2 separate regions of the Homo sapiens genome follow, and region 1 is linked to region 2. A link is an interaction called in ENCODE POLR2A ChIA-PET data of the cell type or tissue named here. Cell type or tissue: A673. All regions are shown on one strand. Each heading gives the region's core, and the rest is flanking DNA. Links, peaks and the distances in the headings are about the cores only.

The links. Peaks named below come from ENCODE experiments on the same cell type or tissue, not always from the same donor. Only the 100,000 strongest peaks of a DNase experiment are listed, where the experiment ranks them.
Region 1: POLR2A ChIA-PET joins it to region 2 with 6 read pairs; 2 of 35 experiments call an interaction of 5 or more read pairs at or near these places.

The regions. Positions count from the first base shown.
Region 1 is chr7:110,984,098-110,992,442 of GRCh38, forward strand. The region is part of intron 3 of IMMP2L (inner mitochondrial membrane peptidase subunit 2); the gene reads right to left. Among named protein-coding and RNA genes, the nearest start is that of LRRN3, 100 kb to the right of the region's middle. In A673, for the core only: no CTCF peak of the experiment used is centred there; no DNase peak of the experiment used is centred there.
Region 2 is chr7:111,134,555-111,142,899 of GRCh38, forward strand. All of the region lies in intron 3 of IMMP2L (inner mitochondrial membrane peptidase subunit 2), which reads right to left. Among named protein-coding and RNA genes, the nearest start is that of LRRN3, 48 kb to the left of the region's middle. RefSeq lists a silencer at 1,245-1,445. In A673, for the core only: no CTCF peak of the experiment used is centred there; a DNase peak (open chromatin) is centred at 3,837; H3K4me3 peaks cover 957 bases; H3K27ac peaks cover 1,638 bases.

The sequences.
Region 1 (8,345 bases), core at 278-8,277, 150 kb before region 2:
TAATCTCTTACTGTTTAACGGAGAACATGTAAATGCAGACACATGGGTTAGTCATATATGGTCCCATATACTCTGACACAATGAAATCTGGTTTAGAAAGAAACAGAGACAAAAATGGGTCACGTCAGATATCAGATTAATTTTAAATATTCACTGTTTGCTTAAGCTAGTTGAGTGGTATGTTACTTATCACCAAAAAAAAAAAACCACCTAGATTTTTAAAGGAGACAGGAAATCTGTAAAAGCAGACTCCCACAGTTTCTAGATCAAATTCACGAAAATATTTAGTATTATCAAATGAAATACATGAATATTTTAAATACAGTGCTTTAGATTCAGTCTCAAAACACTAGAAGTGTGAATATACTACACAAGAGCTAATAATTTACGTTGCATAAGAGGTAAAACCAGTACTAAGCAGAGTTGTAATAGGGACTAAATTTGAAAAACATAGTAATAATTTGACTTAGGTATTCATATTTCTTTAAATCTTTTACTAGTGATATTTTATCTTGTTAAAAATTCGTGGTAATAGTCAATGTTTAGGCTTATTTTAATAAAAATATTTTGTTGATAAAAGACTTCTAATATTTTCTTCTTAGTCGGGGCTTAACCTAATTTTAGTAAAAACACTTAGGAAACAAAAATCAATAATATTTTCAAGTATGATCGTGCATCTTAAATTTGTAAAGCTAGTATGGCAGGCAAAATAATGGCCCTTCAAAGATGGCCACATCCAAATCCCCAGAACCTGTAAATACGTGAGCTTTCATAGCAAAGGGAAATTAAGTTTGCTAATCAATGGACCTTTGGGTCCCTATTTTAAAATACAGAGATAATTCAATTATTCAGGTGGGCTCAATGTAATCACAGGGTCTTTAAAAGGGGAAAGAGGTGGCAGAAAAAAAAGAGTCAGAGAAAAAGATGAGATGGCAACACAGTGTTAGAGAGATGTTTTGTTGCCAACTTTGAAGATGGAAGAGGGAGACCATGAACTACAAAAAGCAGGCAAGGAGTTAGAAAAGGCAAGAAAACAAATTCTCCCCTAGAGCCTCCAGAAAGGAACTCAACCTTACTGACACTTTAATTTAGCCCACTGAGACCTTTGTTGGACCTCTGAACTACAGAACTATAACATAATAAACATTTGTTGTTTTAAGTCACTAAGTCTGTAGTAATTTATTACAGCAGCAATGGAAAACTAATATAGGCCAGTTTTCTCAAATTGTTTTCTGTAACTTGCTTGTTAAAAATGCAGACTCTTTGGCCCTTCCTCAGACCTCTAAGGATCAAGAATCTATATTACAACAAATCATGAGGATTATTGCTATGAAATTTAAGAAACATTATTTGAAAAGTTCTTAAAAAATAGTAAGTTGGTGTCACAAATCAGGAACAAAGATGCAGAGTTTCACTATTCAAGTTTTCTTTGTTTAACATAGTTATAGTTGATGATATTACCATGACAATATAAATAAAGTATGTTAGTCAAGTTTAAAACTACTTTTAAAAGTGTGTGAATGTTTTAATTTTTATAGAAATAAACTCCATATTTGTTAAGAATGAAATAATAAAACATTTACAACATGAAAATACTGAAGTTCTTCAGTTTTCCCCCTCAACTGAGTTAGAGCATCAAAATCAGAAAGTACTTTTTCTCAAAGCCGACAAAGTTGTATTTTATTTGATATCCATTGACAGAAATTGAATGTCATTAATAAAAATGAAAACAATACTATCCCCAAAGGAGAAGAATTACATTAGAATGCAAGTTTTAAAAGTGAAAACAAAAAGCAACTAATCACATTTACCAACGTAATGATAATTTAATAAGAATACAGCTTACAAACTTGAGCAAACATAGGAAGCTCACTAGGAATACAAAATAAAAGAAAATTATTCCAAGTATAACCAGCTATCATACTAAGTGAAAGGCAATATCAGATAAAATTAGCTTATTAGTTTATTAACTCTTTGAGGGAAATTTAAGCTTTCAACATAGATGTGCGTTGGCAAATCCAAGTTGTTGCCACCTGGCTCTAACTTCTGTCATACAGTATCAATGATTCCATCTATCTGCTCAGAATTAATTTCATTTAAAATATGCTGAGCTTAAAAAAAAAACAAAGTTTGAGCTTTTCCTGGTTACACTTGGTTAGGCAAAGTTCTAGGACCCTGTTACACCAACTTCCTACCCCTGGCCCATGATGCCCCCTCCTCACCTAGGGTGTTGTTCTCAGCTCTCGTGGTTAGAAACCAATTTGATCAGCTAATCTGAGATAAAATTTTAACTCAGCATGAGTTTAGGAGAGATTCCTCCAGGCATATTTACCTTTTTTAAAGAGGCCATTAAAAATGGAAAAATCTTAAAGATATGAAGGAGTCTATCTCTACTGTATCAAACAGGACAGGTTGTGGGGAAAATAATCTCAGTTTTGAGGCTTCCCAGGTCTCTTACGAATCTTGCCTTAGAGCTTGTCACCTATTATCCCTGGTGTGAAGCTTCTTCCAGCTAACAGAATTTTTAAAAGATAAATGAGAAACAGCATAAAATGGAGGAGAGAATACAAACTCCAGAGTTGGGAAATTTAGTTTTGATTGTTGGTCAAATCTCATAGCTTCTCTTGGCCTCAGCTGGCTTATTTGTAAAACAAGATCTTTAACACCCCTCCAGTGTTGTGACACTATCACTAGGGTGGATTGAAATATATCTTCTTAGTTAGTAAAAAAAAAAAAAAAAATCTCTACTTCAAGAAAACACCCAAACACCCCAAACATTGGCTATAGGGCTCCACATATTTTATCTTTTAAATATTTTTCTTCTTGGGTCACCTATTTTCCTGAGGTAAGATAAAGTCCTATATAATGTTATGATTAGAATATCCAGTTAACTCTCACCGAAATAGTAAAAAATTCTTTACTGATGGACAATAGTAGAGTAGGAAAAATATATATCAATCTAGTGGATAGACAGGATAAACTTAGAATAAATGCCAATTTCAAGAATTCATCACTTTTCTATTTACCTATAGTATATGGACAGGTACTAACTTAAAATTCAAGAAAGAAGCAGGTTGAACTAATTACCTGACTGAATTAAATAATATATAATACTTATAAAGATGTCAAGGAAGAAAATAATAGTTGAATTCTCACAAATGCAAGTGTTCTTGTTATTTTTAAACTCTTGACAGGGGAAAGGGTAATCAGAGTTGACAGCTATTGGCAAGGCACTGCATTCCACTCAGTAAACCTGTTTCTGAAAATGCAATGACAACTTTATTTGAATCAGAACCACTTATCTCTTTTGAACTACAGGCAAAATTTAAAATGGTCCTTCTCATTTGTTTTTCTCAGTCAAGTATGTCAAAGTTTCCTTGGATTCTAATATTCTGGGATAGCATTTCCCAAACTGCGTTCCAGGGAACACTAGTTTTAGGAATGCTAGTTTTCCAAGATGTTAATGGTAGAACCTTAAGAAGGCTTCTATGGGAAATTAAACTTTGGAAACACTAGGATAGAGAAAGGAGATGGGTTTATTTACTGCAATGTTTCTCACAGCCTTTCATATGCTCATATGAACTGTACACTGCCAACAGATGGGTACAGTGTGCAGGTGTCGAAATGTCTTTAAGAACAGAATATCTTTTTGGCCTAAAACCTGTTAACATATCATAGATGGTATGGGCAACATGGCTCTATGATTTAGTTAAGAACCATTACATTCATTTAAAAATATTAATTAAAATTGCATTTGTTACTGTCTCAGCTTAAGGTCTTGAATCTCCCCCAAATAGTCTACTAAAATAAAAATACCCTTGAGGGATGGCTCATTATCCCGTTATCAATTTTTAACAGCTTAGTTCTAGATCAGTGAAAGAGAGAATGTTAGAAAAACAAATGGAGAAAGGAAAAAGGTAACTAAATAGTATGGGAAGCTGACTATGGAGAACAAAGTAGAGCCTTAATTCTCAGTATTTAGAAGATTAAGGAGGTAAGATTTAGGGTTATATGATAAAGCAGCCTAAACTAACTGCTCTAACAAAGTGCACTAAAAATGCACAATAGCTCAAATCCAATCAAAGTTCACTTATAGCTCAAATAACAGTCCAAAGTGCTTCAGTTTGGTAGCAGCCATAGGGGCAAGGCAGCTTTACTCTATTATGCAGGAGCTGGGTTGTCAATGGCTCTTCCATCATCAACACACAGCTTCCAAGGTTAGCCTAGGAGTTGCCTCCATCCCAGTCAGTAGGAAAGAAACAGATAGTAGAGGTTCAAGCATGGGAAATATCTTGGAAACAGATCTATAATTGGTGCATATGACTTCTAGTCACATTTCTTTGGCTAGAATATTGTGATGTGGCCACAGTAACTGCAAGAGAAGCTGTGAAATGTGGTCTAGTTGATGCACAGGAAGAAAAGGAAAGCACCGACTCTAGTAAATGGATAGCAACCTTTGCTACATGTGTACAGGGAAAAAGAGGTAAAAATGAGGTCATAGCAGTATGTCACAAAGCACAGTAAGGCAGCAAAAAAAACCTGGTCTATATACATGCCCAGATTCTATTTGCGTGTGCCATTAAAAAATAAAAGGAACTATTTTTGAAAAGATTAAAAATAATCCAAACATTACAAATAAGGGAGGAGTTAAGTGAATTATTGTATTCCTAAAAAGGAATAGTATGTATTCAAAAAACATGATGTTGTAGAATAATATCTGATAATTTGGAAGGATTATCATATTATATTTAAGACACATAAATATAGTATGTTCAATATAATCTCATTTTTATAAAAACTATAAAAATGATCCTCTGGGAGAAAAAGTCTGGAAAGATAGACATTAATATGTTCTTTTGCCAGGTGCGGTGGCTCATGTCTGTAATGCCAGCACTTTGGGGGACCGAGGCGGCAGATCACCTGAGGCTGGGAGTTTGACACCAGCCTGACCAACATGGAGAAACCTCATCTCTGCTAAAAATACAAAATTAGCCGGGTGTCGTGGCACATGCCTGTAATCCCAGCTACTAGAGAGGTTGAGACAGGAGAATCGCTTGAAACTGGGTGGCAGAGATTGCGGTGAGCCAAGATCGTGCCATTGCACTCCAGCCTGGGCAACAAGAGTGAAACTGTCTCAAAAAAAAAGATGTTATTTCTGGCCAGCTGTGGTGACTCATGCCTATAATCTCAACATTTTAGGAGACCGAAGTGGGAGGATCCCTTAAGCCCAGAAGTATGAGACCAGCCTGGGCAACATGACAAGATCCCACTTCTACAAAAAAATTTTTTAAAAATGAAAATTAGCTGGGTGCAGTGGCATACACTGGTGGTCCCAGCAACTCGGGAGGCTGAGGTGGGAGGATCAGGTGAGCCTAGGAGGTCAAGGATGTAGTGAGCACTCCAGCCTGGGCAACAGAAGAAGACTCTGTCTCCCAAAAAAAAAAAAAAAAAAAAGTTATTCTGGTGGCTATATTTGAGTATTGGTAGTATAGGTTAATTTTCTATTTTTATGGGCAATTCTCGTTTTTGAAAATAAATATTTATTGTACTTATAATAAAATATTTCTAAATAAAAATATTAATATATAACTAAATATACACCAATGACAAAATTTTAAAGCTGTTTTACAATAAAAGATAAAAACAAAATTAAAAATATGTACTTTATCTCTTTCCCTCACATATCTGATGGGCAAATGTTTTTTAAAACATTAGAAAAAACCTTTTAAAAGAAATGTTGGCAGGGAAAAAGTTAATAACACCTACTTTTATTGGAATATATTTTTTATTTAATAATTTCAATAAAGAAAAAAATTCTGAGTATTTACTATTAAGCTATGTAAACAAAAACCGATGCTATTTTGTCCCACCAATTCTCTGTTGATTGATGCATCAGGAATTACTTTCCATCAAGAGATTTGCTCAATAAAAGCCCATACATTATTTTCTGTGTATGGATCAGAATAAAAGCACAAAGCAGCAACAGCAAATAAGGATGTATAAATCAATGATTCAAATAAATATATATGACTACATAGCCACACAAATAAGGAATTTAATTATATACATACTGTGACAATATCCTTAATGCTTTGTAACTATAAATAAATTTATAATTTCCTCCCAATAGCATGAAAACATTAAGTATCATTTAAATAACTATCTTTGTGAATTTAAGAAAATCTTAAAATGCATGGCTGTTGCCTTCACAAATAATCCTAGCCAAAGATTCAAACTTAAATATTCTAATAGATTTATAGGAAATCTAAATGGGCCACATTTTAGATCACAGAAGGACACATTTTTATACCAACATTTATCACCCCTGCTGTACTCAGAGATAGCACCATTCTTCTAAATGTTTAATCTTAATTATTTTAGTTATACCCTAACCAGATTATAAGTACCAAGAGGATAGAGCCCTTGCCATACTTCTTTTTCATGAGGAAGCTGAAATTGTAGAAATATCATAGGCACTGGGGTCAGACTGACTGGTTTTGATTTTTGCCTCAGAAACTCTCCTTTTCTTTGTCACTTTCCAAATCCAACCCTTCATTATCTGGTAGCTGGGTTGCTGTGTAAGCCTCCTAACCAGGCTCCCTAATGCCAGTGCCAATCTACTTTAAGTTAACTTACACCAGGATTGGCTTTTAAAACACAAACCTGGGAACACCATTTCTTACTTAAAAATCTATCTTGGTTTTCCAATTGTGTGATACAGAAAGTTAGACCCATTAGACCTAACTGTACTGTCCTGGGCTATAAACCCTCAACAATGGCAAAATCTGAAGTGTTGCTGGCCAAGAATAAACCTCATATTCATATTGGCACCTTTTATTAATAGCACATTTTAATGCCCTTTCTTTGTCCTCTCTTGGAAAGAAAACTTTTCTAATTTTCATGCAATAATATGAAAATGTGTGTTTCATAATTAAAAGTAAATTTCATGAGTTACACTGGATTAGCACAAATCCTATGAGCTGTTTACATAGTACTGGTATTTCAAACCACATCATTTAGGATGATCAATGCAAAGTCTACAGAAGATTAATAAATGATAATGCTCTGAACATACAAGAAAATATTATAGCCTTGACAAAGCATCTCTGAGGTCAAAAATGGCCCATGTCACTTCGTTTCTTGAGGCTCCCACCATGTTAAAAAATGAAGAAGGTCAAAACAGGACTACGTATAGCGTGGCTTACTCTAAATGTTTATATTTAACCGATTAACATGTTCAACATTGAAAAAATGCAATGCAATATAATTCCACCATTCATAAAATAATTAGAATTTATTATCATCATAATGAATATTTTACAATTTACTAACGGTGGTGTGGTCTAGTAATAGGAGCAAAACGCCATCATTTTTTTAATCTGGTCAGTGTGTCTTTGTCACTCCATGGTAACATTAAAAACCCTCATTTCAGGCCTTTTCTAAATGGGAAACCTAGTTCCATAGGGCCATGCTGGCCCTCCTTCTGAAGGGTATAGCAATTGTCTCCAGACCCAGACCAACTAACTAATCTACTTTTTGAAAGACACACTACTAGTAGACTCTGCTAATTGCTTAGGAAATATACAGCTCTCACAACCATAATAGTAGTAACCCCACAGTGGTTACTATTACTACTACTACTACAATGACTTCCTATTATCTATGAATCAAAATACTTAAAAACACCTTCTTCTGGCACACATGGTTTCCACAATAACCGTCCACCCCTGACAATATTACTCTTCAGGCTTACCTTCTGCACCTGGTTGACCTACTCGACTCCAAATTTAGATCATGCTCTCCTCTTTGCTTTCACTTAGGATGTTTCCTCTGCCTGGAAAAGGCTACTCAATTTTGCCAATCATATCATATCCATTGGCCAAGACTTTTCTTAAGCATCCTCTCTTTAAAAAGAAACTGCTTGTACCTGACAGTTGTATTTTTATTTAAACCTTGACCGTATTTCATGTTTTTCATTGCATCAATTATAATACATGCTACAATTATATGTACATTTCTTTACTTCTCTGAGAGATTATAAGTCCGTTGAAGGTATAAAAAATCTTGTAGTGCTCTACATTTTCTGTGCCCCCCAGCGTAATGCATTATATATAACAAACATTTAATAAATATTTATTAATTAGAAATTGCAATAGCTACAGATTTTGGCAACATGCTTACTAAAGTAAATATTTCCTATGGTTTCAGTAACTTAAATACCAAACTACTTATTTAACATTAAATAACATGCTAAATAACTAGATTTGCATAACATAACTAGATTTGATACCAATTTCAAGCATACTAGGCATAAAGTATGTAGTTCATAAATATTAACAAAGAAA
Region 2 (8,345 bases), core at 252-8,251:
TATAGTATTAACTTATCTCTTCTGTTATGAAAAACATAAAATTTGGAGATATTTTTGCTATGAAATTTTATCAGAAGTGTTTTGGGGAACTCTGATACATGCATTATGAAAATAGTTATTTTTCAATTCTTCAATAATGTTTTGTTTGAAAAAAACTTTCGGAGATTTTCGCCTGAAACCAAAGAGAAAATTCTAAACAAAAAATAAATAGGATAAAAGCACATCACATCCACCTTCCTGTGACATTTAAAATACTCATACCTGAATATACTCTAAAAAGACCTCTTTAATATCCTGATGCTAGCTCCTAATTTAGTGGAGAGGACTCCATCTCACCACAGCAGATGTGTCCGTTCCATTTCACTATGGTATCAATAATAGAAAAGGGCCAGGTAGCCTCTTAAACAAAATATTTACTAAATATATTTAACAGAGTAATTTTCATTTTATTGATAAGGAAATTCTACCCCAATACTAGGCTATACTACTCAGGCCAATTGTTTCAGTGTGAATACTCAGAATATCAGGTAGAACATGTAAGTAATTCGGCACAAACTGTCATCTCATTCTGGAAAAAAATGAATCCAGTTTTAGCTTTACTGAAACCAGAAGATATAAAACACCATAATATCTATGAGACCAATGGCCCCTGATTTTGAAACTAAAATCAAATATGAGGATATTATAACACTCTACTGATTACATATCTATAAAGTACTTTTTAAGATATAAGACATACTCATACATATTATGCCTGGGATTTAATTTATTATCCATGCTAACCTACCTTGATGAATTATTGGTCATAAGGAAGGAGAAACTGAATAAAAATATTTTCAGACAAATCTGCAATCCCACTGAGTCTTTCCATTCCTCCAAAGTGAGCACTGTGACAGAGCTGTGTCTTTCTTAGAAGTGATGGGCCTTATCAATAAAGATTTTTACTGTATTGGGAAAAGCTAACCCTGTGATCTTTAAATACTCTGGCTTCAGAAAATAATTTTAATATTAAACCTCTTCCAAAGTTCTTGACTTGAAATCCCAACATTACCATCATGATGCCACATTATTATTTTAAAATACACCATTTCAAATATGAAATAATTTTTACATGTTAATAACTTAGTATATTTTATTGCAGAATTAACATATGCTTATTATACAAAATCAAGAACATACAAAAAAGAAGGCCTCATATTCTCCCTGTCTCCCAAATACACTATTACAAAAGCCTGTCATTCTGCCTTTGACAAACTTTATAATATTATCTCTTGACTCCACTATTTCACTCTTAATCCAGACTAGAGCTGCCCACACTTTCAAGGTATCATCAAAGACCTCTTATCTCAGAATAAAAGATGGCTTCAGTGCCCATCCTGTTATCCTCCTACAGCCCTCAAACCTCCCAATGATGTGACTGACAGACATTACCATTATATAGTAAATAGTAGGTCAGTTGCTTATATGTCACCCTACAATTTTTTTTTTTTTTGAGACGGAGTCTTGCTCTGTTGCCCAGGCTGGAGTGCAGTGGCATGATCTCAGCTCACTGCAACCTCGGCCTCCTGGGTTCATGCAATTCTCTGCCTCAGCCTCCCAAGTAGCTGGGATTACAGGCACCCGCCACCATGCCCGGCTAATTTTTGTATTTTTAGTAGAGACAGGGTTTCACCATCTTGGCCAGGCTAGTCTTGAACTTCTGACCTCATGATCCACCCGCCTTGGCCTCCCAAAGTGTTGGGATTGCAGGCGTGAGCCACTGCGCCCAGCCACCCTATTACATTTTTTAAAAGTCCTAGGAGTAAATAGATTTTTCCATCTCATGGTAGCCTGAGATATTTGTTTCTTTCTAATCTTAACCAATTCTATTTTAGAAATAAAAAAAAATGAATCTAATCTACATCCCATAGGGCAGCCCTGCAAGTTATTGATTATGCTAGCCTTTCTCTAAGTTTTGTTTGTTCCATACTGAAGAAACCCATGTCCTTAAAGCAATTCAGGTCACTCTTCTCTGGATATGATTCAAGTCATTAAAGTCTCTCTTAAAATATAGTACCAGAAATTGGATGCAGTCCTCCAGGTGTGCTAATCTCTAATCTCTGGAGTAGTATTAACCAAATTCCTGCACTATTTTCAAATGGAAGCAAAGCCAGCTGTAAACGGACAAAGATAATTCTACTTGATCCCAAATGATGTGGCTAACAGCATCATCAATATCATCATCACCAGCACTTAGGAAATGCTAAGCATGAACAGACATATAAACTCATTTAACCTCTATGAGAAAGATTCTTTCAGCAACCATATTTTATATTATCAGTAAGAAATTTCAGGTAACGAACTTTAAGGAACATCACTAGCAAGTTTTTACAGGTGGTAGTGACAGGGATTTGTTCTCCATGTTAAACAAATTGAAAGGTTGAAAGGTGGTTAGCTTGCTGTTGAAAGGTGGTTAGCTTGCTGTTATTATCATAACAGCACAGAATTAAGAATCTCACTACAAACAAACAGAAATGCATAAATCTAGAGGCTAACGATATATAGTCTTCGTCATGTTGAAATGCTGCAAAAATATGGTGGGTTAGTTCACTTTCTAGTGGCAATAAGGTTTGGTGGAAATGTGGTAAATTTCCTCCACCTCAGCTATTTGATAGCATTTATAGTGGTATAACAGAAATAAAGTACGCTTTATTTACGAGAAGACTCATTCTATATTCAATTTATAATAATAAGCATGCTGGAAGAGCCATCTGGATACCTTATAAAAATGGTATTTTCCATTGGAAGTAAAGAATTTTAATCAGTGTTAGTTGGTAATTATTCATTTCACCATTTCCTAATCATGTCAAAAAAAATACGTTAAGCCAGAATTCACAATTTTTCCATTATGCAAAAACACCACCATATTGTTTTATCTACTTAGTAAGATCATTTTTTTCTATTTCATACACTCAGACCACATTGCTCAAAATAAGAAAAGGCAAATATAATAATCAAGCTTGATAAGCCAAGAAGCAGAGCAAAGATAGGAAAAAAATAATTTGATTTGAGGAATAAAAATATTAAATTACTACTTCAATGCTCTGAATGATAAAAGCACAGTCAGAAGCAGTCCATTTCTAAAAACTAAGTGGTATTTCAACAGCTCTAACAAAGGAGAACAGAAACTAGTCTTGGATTTTTATGAGAACTTTAATATGAATGATTTAAGAAATTATACTTTAAAAATCTCATTCAGTTAAAGTACAGATGTATATGCTACAACTTTTGGTTTTGGTTTTTTGTTTTTAGACAGGGTCTCACTCTGTTTCCCAGCCTGGAGTACAGTGACATGATCTCAGCTCCCTGCAACCTCTGCTTCCCAGGCTCAAGTGATCCTCCAGCCTCAGCTTCCTGAGGAGCTGGGATTACTGGCATGAGCCACCACACCCAGCTAATTTTTGTGGGGTTTTTTTTGTACAAATGGGGTTTCCCCATGTTGCGCAGGCTGGTCTCGAGCTCCTGAGCTCAAAGCTATCTGCTCCCCTAGGCCTCCCAAAAGGCTGGGATTACAGGCCTGAGCCACCGTGACCAGCCTTGTGCTACACCTTTGTATAAACCTACTTTAAAATACAAAAAGGTACTCCATTCATTCTTTTCAAAAGATTTAGTGAATGTGAATAATGTCATATTGCCTAGAGTAATCTTGATGTTTTTGTTCCACTGGAAAAAAACAAGGTCCCTTTAGCTAAAGCTTTTCTTCTGCTATTGTCACTTCAGCACTAGCAAAACTAGGGTGACAGCTCATAAAGAAAATAACCAAAAGCTCTCACTTTGTCCAATGACGTGGCAGCCCTCCAGCACTGGCATTTCCTGCCCCAAATTAACTCCAGGGGCCATAAGATCAAAGTAAGAAGGAAGTAGCTTGTCTTTCTCTTTAGTTGTGGTAGCTACTTTGTATTACATAGGCAATATAATTCATTGTTTCTTATATAACCGCTTATGCTATTTTACATTGTACTAGGCATCTGCAAACAAACAAATGTTATTTCTTGTTCCAAGTTAGGTAAAACTTGTAAATAAAACCCTGCAAAATGGCTCACAATAAATCAAAATAGTCCTACAAGAAAACAGAAAGCTAGAAAAAGATTAGAGATAAGGTCCTGCCAATAGATAATTCTATTTTAAAAGAAAAAAAATCAGCTGAAGTCCTATTTGGTTCTCATGAACCTGAAAAGATAGTTAGTTGTTTTGCCAGAAAAAGAGTCCCAGACATTATTTGGTCACTTGCCTGGAATAGCTTGGCATTTCTGCACCCTCAAGTAATAAAACTTACTTGTAAAACCCTTTAAGGCAACAGAGATTGCCTGTATTTATTTTCTAGGAAGGGAAAATATTGAAAATTATGATGTATTCAAAGACCACAACTATAGGAGAAAATGCCATACTGCTAAATGTTTTTCAGTTGACATGATCTTTTAAATCATCTCTATTGATCCCTTTATTTAAGATTCGATTTGGCTATTGTGAGAATAATGAACAAATAAATGAATGTGATATCCATTTGATATCTAGTATTTCACCAAAAAAAAGGAATAAGCCTGGATTTTTTTATCTTTGCCCTATTTACATTGTACAATGAGGAAGAAATTTTGGAACGGAGCTAACAAAAGATCTAAATTAAGACACCATTTTAAAGCTCTGGGAATTACAGTGGCACTATTACCCAGAAGCAAAAATCCTAAATGATTCTATGAACAGGTAACAAACTACAAAAAACAGGTAACAAGGGCCAGAGACTGGACTAGGTTGGTATTTCTTTTTGTTCAACAAGTATTTACTGCCAGAGACTGGACTAGATTGGTATTTCTTTTTGTTCAACAAGTATTTACTAAGAAACTAAAATGTTAGAAGCTTCAGGGGATACAAAGATAGGCAACTTCCCTGAAATAATTGAGAATTATCTATGGTGGGAAAAACTATGAGAAAGGAAAGAGATTTTTTAAAAATGCTATAGCAATTAAGCAGCTTCCAGATATATTTTGGGAAAATTACAGATAGTAGTAATTAGCCTAACCCTGATATGCAAGTTAATCATCTCTCCCATCTAGAAAGTTGTTCTTTTTGTAACAGAAGACACATAAAATAGTGTCTATTCACTTTATAAAAATAGCAATAAACCTCAAATTCCTCAAGTAGAAACAAAATACATTTTCCTCTAAATAAAAAAAACTATTTTGAGCTAGGAAAAGAGAATACCTATTAAAATGTATTTTGCTTGCTGGAAATCTGGTTCAACTCACAATTTCCCAGCAAAAGGAAAAACTAGGATAATTCTTTCTCTGACAAGATTGCCTGTGCTGTTGGCAACACTCTTCAAAAACTGAAACTCTAATTTTTAATTCTACAGTTACCTCCTAGCCTTCCATGGTCTCATCTACTAAACCACAGTTAGAATTACATTTCCTACATATGTTATTTTCTTGGAGTTCAATGAACAGGACTGAAAATAAAGATCAGAAAAGAAAGAAGAGAGACTCAAATTAAGGAAACCAACTAAAAACAGTGAGACATAAGAACTAAAAGGCAAGGGAAGAAAAAAGAGACAGAGAAAAGACAGAGTTGGGGCAAGAAGGAAAGAGGGAGACCAAGACTCAGGGGGGATTTCAGAGGACAAAGCCTTCTGTCTACTTTAAGTATTAGCTTACTTGACTTCATTAAATGTTGGCTTGTGTCTATTATCAGCTGCTCTTTACTGCCCTGTAAAACAACAATAACAACAAAAAACTGGTTGGCAAAGGCAGATATGACATGAAGTAGCAATGACCTGGCTAATATGAACCTTTGGACAAGATCATGTCTTCCTGAGCCCAGGTGCATCAATACTGGATATTTTCTGCATGCCCATTCAATCTACAGGGTTCTGAAACCTAAATAAAATTCAATGTAATAGCTGGGTGCCTTTCAAAACACTATGCATCATTTACTATCATATTCACTGTTGAATAAACTTTGTAAAAACTGAGAACGTAAGACATGAGAAAGCTAAGAAATGTAATTGGGAAGGGCTAAATAAGTTAACAGGGCCAAGCCATTTTGGCCAGATGGCTTTTTGCAATTTTGGAAATATCTGAACTTCTCACAAATGTCACAGGATGTAGAACTGAAAATATTTCCATCTGCCCCAACCAAAGAAACTATTGCTCTTCATTCATGCAAATGTAATTCCATGCTATCCCCCAAGTTATTAAGACTGTTCGGCCATTTAAGAAGAAAAATAGTCTATTCTTCCACTGAAAGAGTAATTCTAAAGCCACTTAGGTAAATGACTGAGTGACAAAGCAAATAAGAAATTAATACATTTGAGAGAGCTGCTGGAAATAGTTTCTTCTTACATACTCTGCTTATAATAGAGGAAAATATCTATGAGACATAGTACAGAACTTGGGTGATGAAGTGGTTTAAGAATTATGAAATAATATGACTTTTTAAATTGAAAAATGAATGGCTAGTTGGTGAAAGAGTCAGGACTAGCACTCAGATCTTCCAGCTGCAATCGTCTCTACCCTATGCATTAGTGTCTGTAGGCTCTGGGGTGACTGGGGATGGAGAAAGCAAAAGAGAATCAATAAAATTAACTCAGATTTTTTTTTTCTGGTGTTACCACCAAATTCCATACTTATAATACTAATGTTTACTTTTAAAGTCTTTGATACAATTTAATTCCTTTGAAATAATACTACAAAGAATGTGAATTTAGCTCCCTTAAACCCCTCCACATTTCCCCTCCCAATCTTTCCTCAAATTATAATTTTATCACAATTTTTTGTTAAATCAACATTAATATATACATTATTATAAATTATTAGACCTGAGCCACATAGTATGCCAGGGTTACATTTCTTTCTTTTTTTTTTGTATAATTTTGTATTCCCTACAGATAATCACTGCCTTAGCTTTATCTTTTTTTAGGTTGCTTAATTTTCTATCTACCTACAATAATTTATTCCCAAACTGTCTATAGAATTATAAATCTGCAAACATCTCTGGTCTACTATAGTATCCTTCCCATCCTCTGTATCATTGTGGGTTTATGGGGGTTTTTATTCCTCATTGGCATTTTAGTGACATTTCAATGAGGACAGATGAACACACGTGCTCAATCAATCATATTTAACCAGGAGCTAGAGATGTTCATTCGTTTGTTTGTTTGTTTAAGAAATGGTCTCACTATGTAGTCCAGGCTGGTCTCAAAATGCTGGGCTAAAGTGATCCTCCTGCCTCAGGCTCCCAAAAAGCTAGGGCTACAGGTGTGCACCACCATGCCTGGCTAATTTTTAATTTTGTTTTTGTAGAGACAGGGTCTCACTATGTTGCCCAGGCTGGTATCGAACTCTTGGCCTCAAGAGATCCTCCTGTCTTAGCCTCCCAAAGTGCTAGGATTGCAGGCATGAGCCACTGTGCCTAAAGATCAGTATTCAATTTTGCATACATGAAAATCTGAACACAGGGTCAGGCACGGTGGCTCATGCCTCTAATACCACCACTTTAGGAGGCCAAGGTAGGCAGATGACCTGAGATCGGGAGTGCGAGACCAGCCTGGCCAACATGGTGAAACCTCATCTCTACTAAAAACACAAAAATTAGCTGGGTGTGGTGGCACATGCCTGTAATCCCAGCTACTCAGGAGGCTGAGGCACAAGAATAGCTTGAACCCAGGTGGTAGAGGTTGCAGTGAGCCAAGATCGCGCCACTGTGCTCCAGCCTGGGCAACAGGGTGAGACTCTGTCTCAAAAAAAAAAAAAAAAAAGAAAGAAAGAAAGAAAGAAAGAAAGAATAGAAAAGAGCTTAATTTGAAGTAAGAAACCCATGTATTATATATAATATCATAATATCAGAAGTATTACAAAGCTGCCTGCATAACTTTCATAAATAGTATCATTTTATACACATATTGAAGTAATCAGAAAAAGTGCAACAAGTAGGGTTCATTTTGATATTTTTCTTTCCTGAACAGGACAAGCAGATCACTACAATTAACACCTATCGTGAATTTACAGGGATTCAGGTAGAAAATAATTCATGTTAAACAGAGGTTCCAAACATCATTAACAGAGACTGAGAAATTGGGCCAGTATGCATGAGAGCACATATCATAAAGGTCATGTGTGTTAATGAGAAAAAGACTATTTATTAGCTTGCAATTTAAATACAAAGCCCTTCTCCCTCAATGGCTTAAAATGGAGCAATATCCTATACCTGAGGACAAGAAAAGGCAGTGCCCTCAATTAGATGAACAACTCTCACGGTCCCAAAACTTTTATTGTTGTCACTGAAATTCATCATTCTGATTTTATTTTTAGATA